2 separate regions of the Homo sapiens genome follow, and region 2 is linked to region 1. A link is a contact called in ENCODE Hi-C or POLR2A ChIA-PET data. All regions are on one chromosome and are shown on one strand. Each heading gives the region's core, a stretch centred on a gene start or an enhancer-like site at or near the end of the contact. The rest is flanking DNA. Distances are from core to core; before and after follow the strand shown. Region 1 overlaps SLC9A8 (solute carrier family 9 member A8). Region 2 holds the start of SCREEM1 (SNAI1 cis-regulatory eRNA expressed in monocytes 1).

Region 1 (3,002 bases), core at 95-2,594:
TGGTTATTTTTATATTCGCCTTGGGTTCATTGAGTTTTTTGGGTTTATAGTTTATATGAGTTTATAGCTTTCATCAAATTTGGTAAGCTTTTGCCCATTTCTTTATCAATATTTTTTTGTTCCGCCTTCCTCTTCCCCTTGAGACTTCAGTTTACTCCAGTTATGAGAGGTAGCATGCTATTGGCCCACAATATGCTTTGCCTTTTTTTCTTTTTTTCCCTATGTGCTTAATTTTGGTTATTTCCTGTTGCCGTATCTTCAAAGTCACTGATCTTCTGCCATGTGGAATCTCCTGCTAATCCTACCCAGCGTATTTCTCATTTACATATTTTATAATTCATCTACAGCAGATCCCTTTAGGTTATTTTCATTTCTTCCATTTCTCTCTTCATCATGTTCATGTTTTCTTCTATATTCTGGAGCATATGAAACATAGAAATTTCTGATAGCTGTTTTAATGTCCTTGTTTGCTAATTCCGTCATCTCTGTCAACTGTAGGTCTGTTTTGTTGTTGATTTTTCTTGTGCTTATAGGTCACATTTTCTTGCTCTTTGCTTGTTATTAAGTTTTGATTGGATGTCAGTCATTGTGAAGTTTTATGTTGTTGAGCACAAGATTTTATTGTATTCCTTTACGGAGTTCTGGACTTTTCTTTTAAAAACAATTTTTTTTGTGTGTGTGTGTTATTTCTGGACTTTTCTTCTGGCACGTATCTAAGTCTCTTGACATCAGTTTAATCCTTCTTGAGGCTTACATTTAAACTTTTTTAGGGCTGGTGCAGAGTAGCAGGGCCCTAACTAAGGTGTCTCAGGTACCGTGAGCTCACTCCACTCTGGCTGGTGGGAACGCAAACTATTCCCACCCATGTCAGCTTCTGGAATTGTTCAGCCTACTTCTTTTTAATGGTTCTTTCCCCAGCTTCTTGTTTCATCCGACATATTTACTGATCAGTATCAGTCAAAGACTCAAGGGGACTTTACAGTAGATGTCCAAGAGCTCTCTTTCTGTGCAGCTTCCCCGACTCAACAGGACAGCCCTCTTAAAGCCTCAGCCTCAGGCAGTCAGCTCAGCAGGGGGCCTAGGGAAAGAGTGGCCACCTTTGTCTCCCTTCCGGCAGGAATCACAGTCCTACCCTATCTTTTGTCCCATGTCAGAAAATAGTTTTGTTTCATATCTTGTATCAGGTTTTCTAGTTATGTAGAGCAGGACAGTGTTCTGTGTAGCAGTAATTTCTTCAGACGCAAAGCTGAAGGCCCAGTGGTCTCTAGTGACTCAGTTGACAGAACTTTTCTACCCAGTCGCTATCCGGAGTCACACTTGGGTGCTGCATGAGCAGCACAAGGAGGAAGCAGAGTGGACTCACCATTTTCAGGGTTTTGTTTTTCATCGCAGACCAGTTCACCAGGGTAATTCCATCCTGGTGTCTGCCATGAGGTTCCCTTTCTTTACTGAATGTTGGCACTTACAAAAACGTTACCTGTGAGTCATTCGGCTCTAGCCTAGCTATTTTTACATCTGTTTTTCTAAATTGTTCCTCTACCCCCTTGAGAAGATCATTGAGTACCTGTTGGCAAAGATGTGTTTCATGCATCTGTTTGGAATCTGTGATTAAAATAAGGGAGTGTTTTTCTTACCTTCTTTTCAGACTGGCAGTGTTTCCTGTTGAGAGGGGTTTCATTTCCTTAGGGACCTTGCTCCACACACAGCAGTGCAAGCCAGGAACACCAGATCTGCCTCTGGGTGAGGGAACCTGCTCTGTCCGCACTTTGCCTTTTGGGTATTTGTCACGCAGGGTTTTCAGAGAGGGGCAGGATGGCCCTGTGTGGTGTGTGGACGCCCCACATTGCACTGTGAAAGCACAGATGGAAAGGGTGGTTTCTGCTGTCTTCACCTTCCTTTGTGTGCTCCCCTTTTCCTGACTATCACAAAGGACTGATCTCAAGTGGTTCCCAAGACCATGGAGCAGGACATTCTCTTCCTAGGAAGTGGGAATTATTTACCTAAATCCACATGTAGGGAACACAGTTGCTAAGGACTGGGGCTGGATAACAGACAGACTTGGATTTGAATCCCAGCTCCACCTCTTATTGGCTGTGTAACCTCAGATTACAGACTTAACCACCCCATGCTCTACTTCCTCATTATAAAATAGACAAAAGGGCCAGCCTGACGCCTTTGCTGAGGAGTGGGGAGCGATGCAAGTGAGAGTCCTGATGGGGCATCTGTGCCACTGCTGGGGTGGCCAGAAGTCCTGGTTTGCCCTCTGTCTCAATATGATGAATTAATAATATCCCCGTTTATTCTAAAAAATGTCCTGGTATCCACAGCAAATCAAACAGTCTCCCTAATTATAACTCAGCAAGCGTTAGCTATTCTCAGAATATTTGTTCTGACTGTATCCATGTTAACTATTTTTATTGTTCAGTCAAGCCAGTTTTGAGGGCCACTTTGGCCTCTGACACTAAAGATTCAAAGATGAATAGACCCCACTTAGGCAGAGCAGTTAGCGAACACTGGGCTTGCAGGGGATGGGAGAGAGTGACACTCTGTCAAGGTGAGTCACAGAGGAGGGGACTTTGGGCTTGAAGGATGAGTTTGCAAGATTAATCATGAGATAACACTTTCTTTCTTTCTTTCTTTCTTTTTGAGGCAGAGTTTCGCTCTGTAGCCCAGTCTGGAGTGCAGTGGTGCCATCTCGGCTCACTGCGACCTCTGCCTCCCAGGTTCAAGCAATTCTCTGCCTCAGCCTTCCGAGTAGCTGGGATTACAGGTGCCCACCACCACGCCCGACTAATTTTTTTTTTGTATTTTTAGTAGAGACAGGGTTTCACCATCTTGGCCAGGCTGATCTTGAACTCCTGACCTCGTGATCTGTCCGCCTCGGCCTCCCAAAGTGCTGGGATTACAGGCGTGAGCCACCGCGCCCGGCCAACATAACACTTTCTTAAGATGTTGGCATGGGCCAGGCGCAGTGGCTCACACCTATAATCCCAGCACTTTGG
Region 2 (2,817 bases), core at 302-2,801, 160 kb after region 1:
AATTTTTTGTATTTTTTTAGTAGAGACGGGGTTTCACTGTGTTAGCCAGGATGGTCTCCATCTCCTGACCTCGTGATCCGCCCGCCTCAGCCTCCCAAAATGCTGGGATTACAGGCGTGAGCCACCACGCCCGGCACCTGCCTGAGCTTTAAGTGTGCTCTTCCTACTCCCCCTCCCAATTCCTTTAGTTCATCCATTCATTCATTTATTTGCCCGGAAGGTATTGCGCACCTCCTTCGGGCAGGGCCCTGCTTTAAACAGTGAACAGAGTAGACAACCTGCCTGCCCTCATGGAGCCATCACTCCACCCAAGGAGATGGCACAATGAGCACACCGCACACTGGGCTGGAACAGGTGTCTCTGGAGGAGCCAGGCACAGGTGGGGGAGCCAGGCGCAGCTGGGGGAGTCAGGACATAGCGCGGGGGCTTTCCCTGTTGGAGGGGGTTGAGTACGGTGTCTCAGAAAGTGATGCCAGGGAGATCTGCAGGACGAATCGAAGGAAGCCATGTGGGTGTCTGCGGAGAGAGAGTTCCAGGCAGAGGGAACAGCCAGTGTGAAGGCCCTGAGGCAGGGGTGTGGTGGGCAGAGTCAAGGAGCAGGCAGGAGGCCAGTCGGGTGGGAGCAGAGTGGGCGAGGCCAGGAGGTGAGGCCAGCAAGGGGACGGGGCGGGCAGGTGGGGCAGGCAATGAGGAGGATGTGGCTTTTGCCTTGAGCCCCTGGAGGGTCCTGAGCAGAGGGGCTGCAGAGACATGGTCAAGTTCCAGGTGGGGTTAGGGCGAGAACTGACCTTCCAGGCAGACAGGCAGGGTCCCCCCACCTTGCCCCTGCCCTGAGATGAAGCGCCAGCCTTGGATCAGGACCCTGTCCAGAGGTGGGCCAGGGCTCTCAAGCCAGACTCGAGTCTGCACTGGGTAGGGACAGCTTCCCACGGCCAGCCTTCCCCGTGGAGGATTGCTTGCGGGGGAGGGGTCCCCTAAGTCTCTTCTCTTTCTCCCTCTCTTTCGTAACCATCAGCCTAGCCAGACCTTTGGTCAGGCCTGGTGGAGAGAGTGTTCTCTGTCATCATCTGGCCATGGGAAAGGTGAAGTAAAAGCCACCAGTGACGGAGAGAAGCAGCCTGTGGCCAGCCCAGCACCACCCTCACCCCACGCACCCGTAGGCTGAGTGCCTCATCCCTTGGCCATGGTCCCCCAACCTCCAACATAATCAGGCCCGTGGGAGCCTGGCCAGAACTGTGGCCAGTGACTCAGCAGGAATCACCCCAGACAGGAGCCAGAGCCCCGGTGTCCAGACCAGAAACCACCCCTGACCTGTTCGGCTGGGCAGGAACAGGGACAGAGCAGGCGGAAAAGCTCTCAGCCCAGGATAGCCGGGGGAGAGGGGCGTGGGAAGACCCCTGTCCAGATGCAGTTCGTGGCCACCCACCCTGATGGTGTCTGCTGAGGTCCAGATCGTAGTTTTAGGAGGGGGTTCGTGGCTGTTCTGCCCAATTCTGTTGAAGCCCTGAGCATCAGCCTGGCTTTGATGGGTTATACTGGGCTGTTGTGGTGTAGCTTGTCTATTCCATTGCATTGTTTCTGTTCTATTGTGTGTTCTGGTCTGTTCTAGAACCTACCAATCCTTTCTATTCTATTGTGTTTATTCATTCAGCAGATACTTACTGACCACCCCTGTGTGCCAGGCAGTCTTCCAGATGCTCGGGTCACAACTTTGTTTATTTATTTATTTATTTATTTATTTTGTGACGGAATCTCACTCACTCTGTTGCCTAGGCTGGAGTGCAGTGGCGCGATCTCGGCTCACTGCATGGAGTTACAACTTTGGATGAAATGAGACCTCTGCCCCAGGGCGTTCATGGGGAGACCAGCAACTGATAAATATCAGGTAGTGGTAAGAGCTGAGAACAGCAGCAGCAGCATCAAAGCAGAGAGCCACAGAAGGAGCGAGGCGCAGGCTGCGTTCACAGTGCGGGGAGCAGGGTCAGGAGCAGCCGCAGCCTCACTGGCAAGATGACAGTCTTTTTTTTTTTTTTTTTTTTTGAGATGGAGTCTCACTCTGTCACCCAGGCTGCAGTGCAGTGTTGCAATCTCGGCTCACTGCAACCTCTGCCTCCCGAGTTCAAGTGATTCTCCTGCTTCAGCCTCCGGAGTAGCTGGGATTACAGGTGCGTGCCACCACACCCGGTTAATTTTTGTATTTTTAGTAGAGATGGGGTTTCACCATGTTGGCCAGGCTGGTCTTGAACTCCTGACCTTAAGTGATCCACCCGCCTCGGCCTCCCAAAGTGCTGGGATTACAGATGTGAGCCACCGCAGCCAGCCAAGATGACAGTCTTGAGCAGAGTCGGGAAGGAGCTGAGGGAGGGAGGCACACAGATATCAAGGGGTCAAGAAAAGCATTCTAGGCAGAGAGAACAGCAAGTACAAAGGCCTGAGGCTGGAATGTGCCTAGTGTGTTCCAGGACTGGCCAGGAGGCCAGTGTGGCAGCCAAGGGGAGCAGTAGGGAAGATGGGGTGTGTGGGGACATGGCTTGGAGGAGGTTAAAGCCAGGTGGGAGAGAGCAAGAGGGACAGAGCTCTCCACGGTCCTCCTGGGGTGTGGGGCCAGCTGGATGGCCTTGGATAGGGGGTACGCGTGTGAGTGTGTGTCTGTGATGTGGACAGATGCATGTGGGTCCGCGTGTGGTGTTGTGCATCCCTGTGTGTCTGTGTGCGCCCATCCATGCACCTGCATTATGTGTCTCTGATTCAGGCAGTTAGTGCTTCTGTATTTGTAGGTGCCTGTGGGTATCTGCAGTGTATTGTGGGTGTGTGTTG

The links. Hi-C counts contacts between places; a loop is a spot of excess contacts on that map. ChIA-PET counts read pairs that join two places held with the same protein, here RNA polymerase II (POLR2A).
Region 2: a loop to region 1 is called in a map of ascending aorta, with 1.9 times the contacts of the local background. The contact joins the promoter of SCREEM1 here to the enhancer-like site in region 1. A Hi-C loop is called at or near these places in 1 of 168 maps with a recorded cell type or tissue (ascending aorta). POLR2A ChIA-PET finds 5 or more read pairs at or near these places in 1 of 52 experiments (naive thymus-derived CD8-positive, alpha-beta T cell).

What each region holds. Positions count from the first base shown.
Region 1 is chr20:49,866,592-49,869,593 of GRCh38, forward strand. All of the region lies in intron 10 of SLC9A8 (solute carrier family 9 member A8), which reads left to right. Among named protein-coding and RNA genes, the nearest start is that of MIR12122, 4.2 kb to the left of the region's middle. RefSeq lists enhancers at 1,159-1,268, 1,509-1,558. Within about 2 kb of position 1,345, at least 2 of the 41 ENCODE cell types and tissues checked have a DNase peak (open chromatin) inside an H3K27ac peak, as active enhancers do.
Region 2 is chr20:50,028,926-50,031,742 of GRCh38, forward strand. SCREEM1 (SNAI1 cis-regulatory eRNA expressed in monocytes 1) reads right to left here and starts at 1,552. Exons shown (of 3, transcript XR_936829.1): 1 at 1,427-1,552; 2 at 789-1,067; 3 at 166-516. RefSeq lists enhancers at 1-90, 930-1,767.